2 separate regions of the Homo sapiens genome follow, and region 2 is linked to region 1. The links are chromatin loops, found by intact Hi-C in ENCODE. Cell type or tissue: OCI-LY7. All regions are shown on one strand.

Region 1 (8,000 bases):
AGGTGGCCACACAGCACTCAGGCTGGATCAGCCAGGAGTCCAGAAGAAACTGGGTCTAAACAAAGACAAGACAAGAAATCTGTTCTACATAGGGCAGCTATGGGTGGAGTTGGTGATAAAAATGTGTTAGAAAGAATTACAGGCAGAGATCAGGGTCAGTCCTAGAACCCACAGCCCCTTCCTAGGAGAGCCATGGACTTCAGGACAGACCATCAAACTCCTGCAAATAGGCAGGAAGAGGTTCCTGTGTCTCTCCTGAGCTGACATCCAATGGACTTGGTCATGGTGGCTGTCCAGGGTCCCTGGAACTCTAGAAAGCTCAAGAGCAGGCCCGATGCTGGAAAGCAGTCTTCTAGTGTTTAGGGTGATATGCCGGAGTGGAATGTCCTGGAAGCCTCACCAGAGCTAAAGGAGAATGTCAGACAGGAGCCTGAGATGCTGGGGCCTCCAGAAAATCCCAGAGAATCCACGAACACTACTAGAGCTAATAAACAAATTCTGCAAATTTGCGGGATATGAGATCAATGTGCCAAAATCAGTTGAGTTTCTAGATACCAGCAACGGACAATCTGAAAAAGAAATTAAGAAATATTTCCATTTACGATAGCGTTAAAAAGAACAAAATACCTAGGAATAAATTTAACTAAGGAGGTAAAAGACTTGTACACTAAGAACTACAAAATATTGCTGAAAGAAATTAAAGACGACTCAATTAAATGAAAAGACATTTCGTTTTCATGGATTGGAAGACTTAATATTGTTTTGATGGCGATACTCCCCAAAGCGATCTACAGATTCCATGCAATCCTTATCAAAATTCTAGTGGCTTTTTATAGAAATGGAAAAGCTGGGCGAGGTGCAGTGGCTCACACCTGTAATCCCAACAATTTGGGAGTCCAAGGTGGGCAAATCACCTGAGGTCAGGAGTTCGAGACCAGCCTGGCCAACATGGTGAAACCTTGTCTCTACTAAAAATACAAAAATTAGCTGGGCAAGGTGGCAGGCACCTGTAATCCCAGCTACCTGGGAGGCTGAGGCAGAAAAACTGCCTGAACCCAGGAGGCAGTAGTGAGCCGAGATTGTGCCACTGCACTCCAGCCTGCAAGACAACAGTGAAACTCCATCTCAAAAAAAAAAAAAAAAGAAAAGAAAGAAATGGAAAAGCTGATTCTCAAACTCATATACAATTGCAAGGGACTCTATGAACAGCCAAAACAACATTGAAAAAGACAAACAAAACTGGAGGATTCACAGTACCTGATTTCAAAACTAACTACAAAGCTACAGTAATCAAAACAGTGTGTTATTGGCATAGGATAGTCATACAGTCAATGGAATAGAATTGAGAGTCCAGAAAAAACTGAAACATCTATGGCCAATTAATCTTTGGCAAGAGTGCTAAGACTATTCACTAGGGAAAGAACAGTCTATTCAACAAATGGTTCTGGGACAACTGGAAAACCACATGCCACCTGTTTTTGTAAAGTACATTTTTTGGAACATAGACCTGCTCATTTGTTTATATGTTGTTTGTGACTCCATTTGAGCTAGAATGGCAGAGGTTAATAATCTCAACAGAGATACTATAGTATACAAGTCTAAAGTACCTACTCTTTGGTCCTTTACAAAAAAAAAAAAAAGTTTGCAGAGTTATGTTGTACAATATTGCTTCCCATGCCCCACCTGTGTTCATTCCTTCATCTGACATTTACCGACCACATACCATGCCCCAGCCCTGTTCTAGACACAACAGCAAGCAAAAATGTCTATCCTCACAGAGCTTACATTCTAGTAGAGGAATTATCTATGACAGCCCTGCAATCTAAAGAATTTAAATGGCCACTTGAGAAACAGAAGGAATGAGACTGTAAATTACGTGCAGGCTTCGAAGCTGAGATAGAGGCTGTGACTGCTCTAAGCTTGGGCACTCCCAAATGTTCCCTGTTGGCCCTGGGTCATGTCTCATTCAGCTGCATCTCCTGAGCTGCGACCAGAGGTATCCAGCAAGCAATAAATCCAATAGCTCTTCCTAAGAACCTAATATGCTCAGGGCACTGTGTGAGTGCTATGGAGGACAACAGTGAGTAAAATACAATCCCCATTTGCCATAAGACCACAGTCTAGTGAAGAATAAACCGCATATATATCATCATAAGAAAAGTAAAGAAACATTAACACTTAATAAATAAGCACCTACTATGTGCCAGGCACTGTGCAAAAACTTCTATGGTTATTATCTCATTTGACCCTCACGAGAACACAAGAAATACACTGCTTTTGATAGATGAACAAATTGACAGATGAGCAAATTGGGTTTCAAAGAGTTTCGTTTTTCGCCTTTGGCAACAAAGCTAGTGAACGGAAACTCAGAAATCTAAACTAAAACTATGTGGTTCTAAGTTTAGCCATTCAGTTATTAAACAGACATCTGTTGAGGTCCCACAATTTTGTAAGCATCATTCTTGGCTTTAGTGCTACCAAAGATGATCAAGACGAGTGCTCTTTATACCACCCCATCCTGTACCTACCATGTATAGGAAACAGGACATAATTCACCTGCCTCCAGGAGTTTATAAAGAGATTCAGAAAGCAGCACACAGACACAACCGAAATAGTAATGGTAATAATAGGTACAATCTAAGTGTCCAAAAACAAGTTTAAGTAACAGTATTTCAAAGGAATTTAAATGATTTGCTGCTCAGGAGATACGGCTGAGTGGACAGGGGAAGTTTCATGAAGGAAATTGACAGACGGTAGGATTTATAAGTGGTACATATACTAGATATACCCTCCTGTCCTCACCCTTACTCCTGGGTCCTCACCCTTACTCCTGTAAGCCCAACCTTACAGCCTGGGTTGGGCTGACAGTGGAAGAAACAGGCTTCAGGAGACTTTAGAGAGCTTGTAAACTGGCTAATAAACCCTAGAACTTTAGACCACGCCTAGGTCACATACATTATCTCCTTCTCCAAATCCACCCTCCAAGACTCATCACCTCAAGCCAATCCAGCCCCCTTTAGAACATTATGCTACCTTCTTGGGAAGCAGAGGGTAGGTTGAAAGACCCCAGGCCTTGGATCAGAACACCCAGGTTTAAATCTAGTGTAAATATGACCACTTAGAATTGTTCTGTCCATTAAGGTAGCCACTTGCCACAGATGGCTCTTTATATTTAAATTTAGATGAATTTAAGTCAAATGCAATTTAAAAACTAGCCAAAAAGTCACATTTCAAGTGCTCAGTAGCCACAGGTAGCCCACAGATTCAATGCTGGACAAAGCAGATACAGAACATTGCCATCATCGAGAAAGTTCTATTGACCAACACTGATTTCAAAGCCTCTGAACTAAAGGCAGCTATGTTGCTTTTTTGCACCTCATTTTCTTCATCTTAAATTGGGCAAAGCACTACAAATACTCCCCTAAAAGGACTTATGGAAATAAAACAAGACAGTGAACTTAAAAGTGTGCTGGTAACTTCCTTTTTTCTTTTCGATACAAATACATCTTCCTTCCTGCTTTCTGCAGGGCTGAAGCCTCAAGCTCTACTCAGATAGAAACGTCCTCAGGCCATGACCCATGGGATATTGTTTTAATGTGGAGCATTAAAAACAAAGTGAAACAAAAATCTCCAGAGCAGTGAGCCCACCTGTCAGTCCTCGTCTCCCTGGGCCTCTCAAGAGGTTTGTGACACTGATCACTTCTTCCCTTGGCTTCCAGGAGACCATGCTGACCCAGCTTTCCTCCTGCCCCTTGGTTGCTGCTTCTCATCCTCCTCTATGGGCTCCTCTGCATCCCTCTGACCTCTTCAGTTCAAAGCACCCCCGAGCTCTGTCCTTGTCCTCTTCTCTGTCTGTACAAACCCAGTCTCGTGGCTTTAAGTACAATCTGTATATTGATTACTCCCAAATTTACGTTTCCAGTAGAATTCTGTCACTTGAACTCTAGACTCACATTCTAGCTGCCACCCTGCATCTCCACAGGTTGTCTAACAGGCATCTCACATTTGGCATACCAAGATTCGGCTCAGACACCTCTTACCCCTAAACCAGCCCAACCTCCTTCCCTACTGCAGCAAATGCCAACTCTACCCTCGTAAGTACCAAGGTAAAAACCTTGGAGTCGCCAGGCGCAGTGGCTCACGCCTGTAATCCCAGCACTTTGGGAGGCCGAGGCCTGCGGATCACAAGGTGAAGAGATCGAGGCCATCCTGGCCAACATGGTGAAACCCCATCTCTACTAAAAATACAAAAATTAGCCAGGCGTGGTGGCGTGCACCTGTAGTCCCAGCTACTCGGGTGGCTGAGGCAAGACAATTGCTTGAACCTGGGAGGCAGAGATTGCAGTGAGCCGGTATCGCACCACTGCACTCCAGCCTGGCAACAGAGTGAAGCTCCATCTCAAAAAAAAAAAAAAAAAAAAAAAGCTTGGAATCACCCTTGATCTGTCTCTCTTACACATACACATCTCATATCCAGACCATCAAGAAATTCTGTTGGCTTTACCTTCAAAATCTATCCAGAATTCCAACCTTTCTTACCACCTTTACTGCTGCATCCTGGACAAGCCAGCAACCTCTCTCACCTGGATTACTGCAAGAGCCTCCTAAATGGATCTCCCTTCAGCCTATTCTCAATGCAGCAACTGGAGTGATCCCTTTAAAATCTAAGTCAGAAAACAATATGGAGGTTCCTAAAGAAATTAAAAATAGAACTACCATATGACGCAGCAATCCCTCTTCTGGGTATATACACACAGGAGATGGAATCACCTTGTAAATATATCCACACTCCTATGTTCACTCCAGCATTATTCACATTAGCCAAGATATAGAAACAACCTAAGTGTCTATCAACGGATGAGTGGATAAAGAGGATGTGGTATGTGTACACAATGGCATACTACTCACCCTTAAAAAGGAGATCCTGCCATTTGCCACAACCTGAATGAACCTAGAGGAAATTATGCCAAGTGAAATAAGCTAGACACAGAAAGAGAAATATTGCATGATCTCACTTAAATGTGGAATATTAGAAAAGGAGCTCAAACTCACAGAGAAGGAAGCAATGGTTATTATGAGTGGGCATGGTAGAGGGGTAGGAATTGGAGAGATACAGGTCAAAGGACACAAAATAGCAGAGATATAGGAAGAACAAGTTTAGAGATCTAGTGTACAAAATGAAGATTAAAGTTAATAAAACCGTATTGTACAGTTCTGTATTGCTTAACAATGGGATACGGTCTGAGAAATGCTTTGTTTGGTGATTTAGTCATTGTGTGAACATCACAGAGTGACTTACACAAACCTAGATGGTATAGCCTCCTACACCTAGGCTACATGAAACAGCGTATTGCTCCTAGGCTACAAGCCTACACAGCATGTAACTGTACTGAATACTGGAGGCAACTGTAATACAGTGGTAAGTATCTGTGTATATAAACACACCAAAATATAGAAAAGGTACAGTAAAAATGCAGTAATATGGCCGGCTGCGATGGCTCACATCTGTAATCCCAAGCACTTTGGGAGGCTGAGGCGGACGGATCCCCTGAGGTCAGAAGTTCGACACCAGCCTGGCCAACATGGTGAAACCCTGTCTCTACTAAAAATACAAAAATTGGCCAGGCGCAGTGGCTCACGCCTGTAATCCTAACACTTTAGGAGGCCAAAGTGGGCGGATCACGAGGTCGGGAGTTTGAGACCAGTCTAGCTAACATGGTGAAACCCCGTCTCTACTAAAAATACAAAAATTAGCCAGACATGGTGGCGCGCACCTGTAATCCCAGCTACTCAGGAGGCTGAGGCAGGAGAATTGCTTGAACTCAGGAGGTGAAGGTTGCAGTGAGCCGAGATCACGCCACTGCACCCCAGCCTGGGCAACAGAGCAAGACTCTCTCTCAAAAAATAGTAATAATAAAAAATAAAAATACAAAAATTAGCCAGGTGTGGTGGCACATGCCTGTAATCCCAGCTACTCAGGAGGCTGAGGCAGGAGAATCGCTTGAACCCAGGAGGCAAAGGTGGAGGTTGCAATGAGCCAAGATCATGCCACTCCACTCCAGCCTGGGCGACAGGGCGAGACTCCATCTCAAAAAAAAAAAAAAAAAAAAAGTAGTAATATAATCTTATAGGAACTTTGTCATATATGTGGCCATTTGTGGATGGAAACATCATGATGTGGCACGTAACTATAGTAGGAGTTTTTGTTAAATAAGTAGATTTTAGCAGCTCCTGTCACACACAAAAAAACCAACTATGAGATCATGGGCATGTTAACCTGCTTCACTGTAGTAACCATCTTACTATCTCTACGCATCTCCTAACATGCTGTAAACCCCAAATATACACAATAAAGTTTATTTCTGTAAAAAATTTGAAGTCCAATCATGGCCTTACTTTGCTCAAACGTTCTACCTGGTTCCCATTTTACCCTAAAGAACCCCTGTGGTTTGACCTTCACACCTACATCTCTGACTATCTCCTGCTGCTGCGGCCCTTGCTGATACAAACTGGCCACATGGACCCCCTGGGCATGCCCCGAGCTGGCCAGGCCCATTCCTGCCTCTGGGTCCCTGCACGTTTGCACATGCTGTTCCCTCTCTCCAATATCTTCTTCCCCAAACATGTGTGCAGCTCTTCTCTCATTTCCTTGAAGTCTTTACTTACATGTCACTTTCTCAGAGAGGTTTTCCATGCCCACCCTGTCTACAATGTTAACACCCTTGGACATTCCCTATCACCTTTCCTGCTTTATTTTTCTCTTTAATACTTATCAGTCACAGACTATATGGGTACACACACACACACACACACACACACACACACACACACACACATACACACACCTGACTTACTGTTTATATTCCTCATGAAGCAGGGATTCCTATTCATTTCAATTCACCAATTTATGCTCAGTGCCTAGAACAGTACCTGGTCCGTAGCAGGAAATAAATATTTATTTGTAGAATGAACTAAAGACTGCAGGCCATGGAACTAAAGACTTGGTTTGTCATGGGGCTGTGCAGGTTACAGTCATGGCTGTGACCACCAGCCCTCCATGCTCAAGAGCAGGACCCCTGGAGGAGCTAGTTTGATCTTTCCTTAAAGCAGACAATTTGATCCAGGCTTTGGAGGAGTAGTGCTGGGACCGCGAGCCACCAAGAGAGATCAAGGCAGGTAGGTGGGCAGTGTGCTGGCCTCGCCTTGCCACCTGGGCCAGAGGCTCACACGCAGCTGTGATGAACTGAAGCAGCTGGCCCTATCACCATCCAGTGGCAACGGGAAATATGACACGAGAGATGCAGTGTGTAGGGGAGCTGCCACAGGGGCAAACAGACACAGGTGGGAGATCATCCCTGAATCCAGATAGAATTTATCCCCATTTTAACAATTATGGCAGGGAGAGTGATGAAACATTTATGAAGGACACTTACCTGGAGCTAGGCCTCACAGGGGACCAACGAAATCCAAAAGCCCACTTCTCCTGATTAATCTAATGCACCAAAAATAGAGAAAAATGTTTGCACTTAGAGTGGGGGTAACTGGGCTCCTAAGATCTGTGTTATGCCTCCCTGCTGGGTGGTGGAGCCAAACAAACCCCAGGAAAGTCAGAGACTTGGGAGTGCAAAGAGGATGGGGGCAGAACTCCAGGGCAGGGAGGCAGCAGGAACTGCACTGCAAACTGGCAGCACAGGAAGCCACAGAGCCAGGGGGAAGGGGCAGCAGGCCGTGATGGCATGATGGAGGCAAAATCGCTTTCAAAGATGAAGGACAGAACAAAGGTGAGGCATAAGGGTATTGTGAACATTACTAAGAGATGGTAGTGGGAGGGGAAAAGTGTGCCCTGTGTAAAGAACTTAAAGATACTGCATCTCATTAATGCCTCTCATCCACTCAAGGGGCAGCCATAGTTCTGTGCAATTTACCTATGAGGAGCCCAGGGCTCAGAGAGGGTAACTCACCTGCTCAAGGTTACACAGCCAGCAGTGGCTGAAGACAGA
Region 2 (8,000 bases), 230 kb before region 1:
GTCCTGAAGTATTTTCTACAGTGAATGTCCTACAGTATTGGACTTGTAATATCAATACAGCTAACACATATCTCTTCCTATGTATCAGGCACTGAACTAAGCCCTTTACATGTTACCTCACTCAGTATCCACAAAACCTCTATGAGATAGGTTACTATTATTATCCTTATTTAACAGATGAGAAAACTGAGGCACAGAGAGGTCAAGTAACTTGCCCAAGGTTGCACAGCAAGTAAGTGGCAGAGCCAGGATTCAAACCCACGTAATTTGGCTTCAGAGTCTGCATGCTGAATATGCAGCACATTCAATCGGCTCTAGTGAAGAAAAAGATTGAAGGGAGGCAAGAAAGGGCCCTCTGCATTTTTCTCCTCACTCCCTTGCCATGTATATCACCACACTCCAGGCACTCTGGTCTCCACCCCATCACTCCACCAATATCACTCCAGCCAAGGTCAGCATGACCTCCATGGTACAATAACCAAGGGGTGCCTAAGTCCTTGTGTTGCCAAACCTCCTAGCCTGCCATTCTCTCCAGTCCCTGCAGGGGCCCTCCTAATAAGGCCAAGGTCAAAGACATAACTGCTTCCCTCCACCTGCTCTGACCTGTGACTACATTGCCTGGGTCACTGGCACCAAGCCAAACTGGGTTCAAGTCCTCGCCCTGCCAGTTACTAACAGTGTGACCTTAGATAGCTGTGATATCCTCTCCCAGCTCGTTTTTCTTATCTGTAAAGTGGGGATAATAATTGCCAATTCAGAGATGTTATGAGGACAAAGGAAATAATACATATAATGCACAAAACACATTACCTGGAATAAAGCGGGTGCTCAATATTTCTAGCAAAACTCACTTACGCACCACAGCAACTATACCTGTCCTCCCTAAGAAATTATTCACGACTCCCACTCCTCTGCAGTCCAGCATGTGGGAGTCTGGCCCTCATGGTCTGCCTACTCCTGCAAGTTCAGCCCCATCTCCATCACTCCTCTCCCAGACACTGCCCCTCCCCTGCAGCCAGGCCAACTCAGCTGGCTCTCAACACACCTTGTACTTTTCTGCAGTTAAATTTACTCCACATCAAAAGTCCAAACATCAACTCCACCTACTCTTCAAGGTCTATTCAAAGTTTACCATCCTCATAAAACCTTCTCTGATCATCTTCTCAGGCATAAGCCCTCCCTTGTCTGTCGCCAAAGAGAGAAGGCAATGCTCATGCCACCCACCATGGCATATACTATAAATTTCCTTGTATTAGTACAGGATGCCTGGACTCACACTCCAACTCTGCCACCTATGAGCTGCGTGACCTTAACTTCTCTGTGCCTCAGTTTTTTCATCAGTAAAGTAGGGATAATGATAGTTCCCACCTCCATGGAGCTTCTATGGGAATTAAATGAGCAACCCACACAAAGCTTAGGCCTGACACAGATAACTCACAATAAATGTTAGCTCTTACTATTACTGCTGTTTACATTTGTGTGCATATCTTATCTCTACATTAGATAAACTTCTTGAAGCAGGGATCAAATCTTTGAAAAAATTTAACATAAACAACATTTCAAAACTGCCATTAGCCCTGTTTTGGAGACAAAGACGCTGAGACCCAGAGAGGTTCATCATTTGCTCAAATACACGCAGCTAGGACATGAAGAAAGCTAGCTTCAGACCCCCATGTACACATTCTCAGGACTGTGCGCTTGGCTTTCTTATTACTGCACTGTTCGCAGTGACTTTCCCCAAGAGGGCACACAGTCAGTCCCTAGTGAAGAGCCAGTGCAGCCAACAGCGTGGGTAAGGAGGGGACCCCCCCCCCAAACGTGGCCTGCCCTCGAGCCCCTTCTTGCTGGCAGCTGAAGCAGGCTGATTTCTGACAGATGCCTGTATGCAGGAGGGATTTTTGTCAGGAGGCTGGAACATTAGAACCAGATTCAGGTCATGCTGTGGATGCGATCAGACATCCTCCAACCTAAGGACTTGAAGCCGTAGGTTCCCCACTAGAGGGCGCCCTTCTCCCCTTGCCCTGCCCCAGACCCGGTTCCCTCTAACACCTTGGACGGTGTCATGTGGGACGCCCAACCAGAAGAGGAAGGGCCCCATGCTCCAATCTGGCTTAAAGCAGCTATCAGCGGAGGGGTGTTAATTACAGCCCGGGAAGGAATGGAGATGACAGGCCCAGGCTGAGCCAGAGGCCAGAAGACTGGCTCCACGGAGCTGCTTCCCAATTCTCCCCAGGCCCCAGTCCTTTTGTGCTGTGCATTTGAGCAGAATAACATCTGTATCTCAGCCCATTTCAAATTAGATTATCTGCTCACTTCCTGTCTTTTGATCAGTTTACCTGCGGGCGGCTTTCTCCCTCCCACCCGCACCTATTGAGATGCCCAGGGAACTTGCCAGGACTCACTGGGGTCACCGAGCTGCAGGGCAATGGGATCAGAAGGAGCCAGGGAGGCTCACTCCCACTCCTGGCCCACACGAGCATCCGCAGGGCTCATCCCTTAGACTTCAGCGTCACATGCCTGAGAACACACACATCTGCTCTCCTGCCACATGAGTCAGGCTGTCTGCCCACGCCACCCGCCGCGGGCTGGAGACAAAGAGAAACTCTTAGGGGTCACATGGCACCTGCAAAATATTTGGTGTCCTTGTCCACTGGGGAGACTGGATGCCAACCCCACCACCTCTCCCTTCTTTCAGAACCAGGATATAGGAACAAAGATCAGGGAATAAAGGAACAGTAAATAGCACCCAATTGTTCACCTGTGCCAACACACAGACACACACACACACACACATGTGCGCACACACACATACACGCGTGCACGCGCGCACACACACACACACACACACACACACACGTCTTTGCTAACCAGTGCGAGCCCATGTTTGTAGAAATCATCCCTGCTCACTGGGCCAGGCCTATCCACAGCAATGATTGAAGAGGCAGAGGCCCAGTGGAGCATTAGCATTCCTGGGAAAGTGGCAATGTCATCCGCAGGTCCAAGTGCTCCCTGGTGCTATTTCTCGAGGTTACAGCTTACTCTCGGGGCTGGATGAATTTCTTTAGAGTTAAATTAAAGTCCCCATGAAATATTTAGTTGGCTCGGCACAGGGCTGTGTTATTGGCCTATAGAGGGCAGATTTTAGGAACGAACCAGCGCTAAGGAAAGAAGGGGCTGGCAGTTCATTTGCAGGTGAAATTATGCGGCACAGAGGTCCAAGCTGACTCAAGAGGCCAAGCAGATACTATTTACCCTTGACCCTCTTGTTACAGGCTTCTATTCACTGGCCCACGAATCCTCAATCCTCTTGCTTTTTGGGGTCAGGCAGATGCATGTTTGAATCCCGACTCTGCCATTCACCAGCTGAGCAATTACCAGAAATCTGAGCTTCAGTTTCCTCATCTCTAAAATAGGCAAAATAATGTATACTTCTTAAGATTGTGGTGAGGGTTAAATTCAACTCCCTGTGTAAACAGAGCTCATGTGAGGTCCTGCTTCTTACAATCCCCTCTTCCCGTTGCAGCCAGAGGGGTCTTTGGGAAAGCTAAAGCAGACGATGCCATTTTTCTCCGTGTCGCCTTCTAGCTTTTTTTTTTTTTTTTTAAGACGGAGTCTTGCTCTGTCTCCCAGGCTGGAGTGCAGTGGTGCGATCTCGGCTCACTGCAGCTCCACCTCCCAGGTTCCAGCCATTCTCCTGCCTCAGCCTCCCGAGTAGCTGGGATTACAGTTGTGCACCACCATGCCCGGCTAATTTTTGTATGTTTAGTAGAAACACGGTTTCACCACGTTGGCCAGGCTGGTCTCTCACACTCCTGATCTCAGGTGATCCGCCTGCCTCGGCCTCCCAAAGTGCTAGGATTACAGGCATGAGCCACCATGCCTGGCCTGCCTTCTTAATATTTTTTTATGCCATGGACCTCTTTAACAGTCTGCTGATACCTGTTAACCTCTTATTTTAAAATATTTTAAAATGACTACATAGAAATTCAGTTATCAAAATATGTGTACACTTTTTGTGCTATAGTGGTATCTGTGCCTCTTTACATAACAAGAGCTGGAAGTGTGTCTAACAGCAACACTAAATTAATACCATTGGTGACAAAGTCACAGGTGTGGTTAATACCATGAAGCTTTGTTGACCACATTCATAATTGAAGGAAATATTACATTTCTGTTTGAACTTAGAAAAATATATAGATGTTAATTTTTCCTTTCTTTCTTTCTTTCTTTTTTTTTTTTTTTTTTTTTTTTGAGACAGAGTCTCACTTTGTCACCTAGGCTGGAGGGCAGTGATGTGATGTGGTTCACTGCAACCTCCGCCTCTCAGGTTCAAGCAGTTCTCCTGCCTCAGCCTCCTGAGTACCTGGGACTACAGGCACGCACCACCACACCCAGCTAATTTCTGTATTTTTAGTAGAGATGGGGTTTTGCCATGTTGGCGAGGCTGGTCTCGAACTTCTGACCTCAAGTGATCAGCCTGCCTTGGCCTCCCAAAGTGCTGGGATTACAGGTGTAAGCCACTGTGCCCGGCCAATTCTTCCTTTCTAGTTTTGTGGACTCTCAATGCTATCCTCAGACCATGGGTGTATGTGGACCTAGGAAAAGAACCGAGAGACTTCCAAGTTCATAAAGACCCAACTCCTTACCGTGGCCCACCAGGCGTTGGTGATACGGCAGCCCATTCACCACAGTCTAGCTAGTCATGCTAACCCCCATCCTGATTTCTGAACATGACAAGTTCACTTTCCACCTTGGGGTCTTGGAGTTTACTCTTTCCCCTCCACATATGCTCTGCCCTGGCCATGGCCCAGCTGGCTTCTCACCGTTCTGACCTCAGCTCAAGCACCATGCCATCAATGCAGCCTTCCCTACTTGCCCACTTAATGGGCCCCTCTCCTCGAGACACTCTGGCTCATTATACTGCTTTATTTTCTTCACAGCGGAAATCATGACCTGAAATTGTCTTGTTTATTTACCAGTTTACCTGTTGATTGTCTAGAGTGCCATCTTCAGGAAGGAGTGACCTTTGTCTGCCTTAGTCATCATACATCTCCAGTGTCCAGAACCTGCCATGTGCCAGGCACTACATAAATATTTGTTGAATGAAGTCATGATTGAATGAATGAATAGACAAATCCAAGAAAGAGGAGCTCAGTTAACATTATTCTCTATCCTTGGCTCTCAACTGAGGGAACGATTTTGTAGTAGAATGTTTTGACCAAGGGTACACCCTCTAGGGCCAGCTCAGCCACTTACTAACTGCATAATCTTAGGCCAGTTACTTAACCTCTTTGTACCTCAGTTTCCTCATCTGGAAAATGGGGTTAGTAATATTACATACTTTGTAGGTATGTTGGGGAGGTTAAATTAATGAATACACAAAAAGCACTTAGAACAGTGCCTGAAACATAGGGAATGTTCCAGAAGTGTCAGCCTTTATTATTTTGTTGCAACTTAAAGGATTCACTTCAATTTTATTTATTTTTTAAAATTATTGTTTCAGAAAATTCAATGTAGGTATTGAAGGGAGTGAAAAGAAATCCCATGATTAAAAAACTAATATGCATTATAGATGTCAGTGTTTATATAGTTGAGGTGTGAAAGAGAAAGGGAACTGAGAGCTTAGGTCCAGGCAGGTTATGGTATGTGGCAAAGCCCAGAGAGGCCTAAGTTTCACTTCCTCACATCACTACTACCACCACCATCACACCTGACTTTCTGAAGATTGACCAACAATTTACATGTCGAATCAAGAAAAGAAATTGAATCCTATCTGAGTTTTCAGGAAGATATGCTCATTTCTTTTCTTTCTTTTTCTTTTTTTTCTTTCTTTTTTTTTTTTTGAGATGGAGTCTCGCTCTGATGCCCAGGCTGGAGCACAGTGGTGCGATCTTGGCTCACTGAAACCTCCACCTCCTGGGGTCAAGCAAATCCCCTGCCTCAGCCTCCTGAGTAGCTGGGATTACAGGCGCACACCACCACACCTGGCTAATTTTTTTTGTATTTTTAGTAGAGATGGGGTTTCACCATGTTGGCCAGACTGGTCGTGAACTCCCGACCTCAGGTGATCACCCGCCTCAGTCTCCCAAAGTACTGGGATTACAGGCGTGAGCCACTGCGCCTGGCCGATATGCTCATTTCTAACCCAAATGCACCCTTTATTGATAAAAATCTCTGGCCCACAATACAGTCACCAATAGGCCATGGGACAAGGGGCACTGAATTTTCACCAGTGAGTCCACCCTCTTCTGCCTGTCTCCCATCCCTGCTGGCTGCCAAAACAGCTGGTTAAGCTCTGGGTCGCTGACAACGGGCAAAGCTAACTGGTCCACATGGGGATCCAACCTGCAGACCTGAACTAATGAGCAAGGGCTTGTGCTGGCCTAGCCAGCCCTACACTTATTTCGAGGCTATGGGTTCCAGGCGTGATCGGGGGCCTGTGTAAAGCTGGCCTGGGCAAGCCCAGGCGACAGGTTTCTGCTGTTGTAGGAGCCCGACAGTGCCACCAGCTCACGGCGCTGTCTTCCTTTCATTTTCCCTCCCACTTGTCAGCCCTGTAATTAGGAATGGTGAGATTCACGGGCCTGTTATTAGGACTGTTTTTGTTGGGTAAAATAAAGTACCACCAACTTCTGTGGGCATCGCCCACAGCCATAGAGAACTTCTAGAGGCCTTCCCTGTGCTCCTTCTCTGTTCCCACTTTTTCACCCCATCCCCTACAGCTCCTGCTAGACAGAATGGAGGCCCCAGCTCTGCCTCAGAGACCAGCCCTGAACTGCCCCACCTCCCCAGGGAGTGAGCAGTGATGTGACCAATTGGATCCACAAAGTGGACAGCATCTGGCCCCTTCTCATTTCCTATCAGTATGTGCACACGTTGAAACCACTGCAAAGGGCAGCAGGGCATTTTCTCAGGAATCCCTGCCATTTTTTGAGGAAGAGAGCTGAAGACATTGTTCTGAACCTCTGGCCACTCTTCCTGGGTGATAAAGGTGTATTTGGTCTTTTTCTGAGAGGTGTCCCACTTGTTGACATGGCTCATATGCCCATCAATAGTCATACCCCAAAACTGTTTTTTCACAGATCGTTCTTGAGACCCACAGCAACGTCTAAGGTTGGCAGTAACCTATTTAGAGATGAGGAGAATGAGACTCAAGAAGTCATGTGGTGTTAAATTTGGAATAATGGTTACCTTTGGGCAGACGAAAGGTGTAGAGAGTGAAACAGGAAAGAGGTGGGTGGGGACAAGGGGGTCTTCAGGATGCCGCTAAGGGTATATTTCTTGATCCGGACAGTGATTGATCACACAGGGATGTCCTCTTTGTGATCATTCATTAAGCTGTCACTTACGATTTGTGCACTTTTCTATATGTCTATTTCAATATATATTTTTTTAAGTTAAGTGATTTTCCCAAGTAGGAGAATGGCCACTGTTGAGCCTGCCACTAAACGCTCTGCTGACTCTGTGGTGAGGAGCCTGGAAGGGGAGCCAGGGCTGCTGCCACGGTACCGACTGCTACAGCGGTGACCTCACACACGCAAGGGAGCCACACTCAGGCCTGGCCAACCTCCTGTGCACCTCTCTTTACACATCTGGGTGGCTTCTAATTCAAGAAGGGGTAAAATGCACATCTGGATGTTTTCATGGATTTTCATTCTCATTTGGATGAAGAAGAGTCTAGATTCCTCGTCTGGCACAAACAGCTTAACAGATTGTGAAATTCCCAGAGGAGCCAACTCTGCCTGCTGCGAACACCAGGCAAAGCCCAGGGGGAAGACTTGCCTCCCTGCTGGGAGCTGTAATCGCCCCCCAGGACTTGCCAGCCATCACCCTAGAGGTCCTAAAGCCCAGGGGAGAGGGACCAGTCTGTCCTAGATTCAACAGTGATGCCCTGACAGTGTGCTGGGTGGATGAACTACCCACCAGAATCTGACACTAGGCCAGAGAGCCATCAGAGGGTCCTGGGTTTAAGTCTGCCTCTGGCTAGCTGTGTGATCCTG

Evidence for each region. Peaks named below come from ENCODE experiments on the same cell type or tissue, not always from the same donor. Only the 100,000 strongest peaks of a DNase experiment are listed, where the experiment ranks them.
Region 2: a loop joins it to region 1, with 6 times the contacts of the local background. A loop is called at or near these places in 2 of 110 quality-filtered maps.

The regions. Positions count from the first base shown.
Region 1 is chr11:120,698,376-120,706,375 of GRCh38, reverse strand. The region is part of intron 3 of GRIK4 (glutamate ionotropic receptor kainate type subunit 4); the gene reads right to left. Among named protein-coding and RNA genes, the nearest start is that of GRIK4, 190 kb to the right of the region's middle. In OCI-LY7, a CTCF peak has its summit at 7,262 (motif pointing left); DNase peaks (open chromatin) are centred at 2,585, 2,645, 3,555, 7,255 and 1 weaker place; H3K4me3 peaks cover 3,074 bases; H3K27ac peaks cover 6,776 bases.
Region 2 is chr11:120,923,817-120,931,816 of GRCh38, reverse strand. All of the region lies in intron 13 of GRIK4 (glutamate ionotropic receptor kainate type subunit 4), which reads right to left. Among named protein-coding and RNA genes, the nearest start is that of TBCEL, 96 kb to the left of the region's middle. RefSeq lists silencers at 1,940-1,989, 5,588-5,687. In OCI-LY7, CTCF peaks have their summits at 572, 1,792, 1,993 (motif pointing right), 3,122 (motif pointing right) and 2 weaker places; DNase peaks (open chromatin) are centred at 546, 2,016 and 5,666; H3K4me3 peaks cover 546 bases; H3K27ac peaks cover 2,011 bases.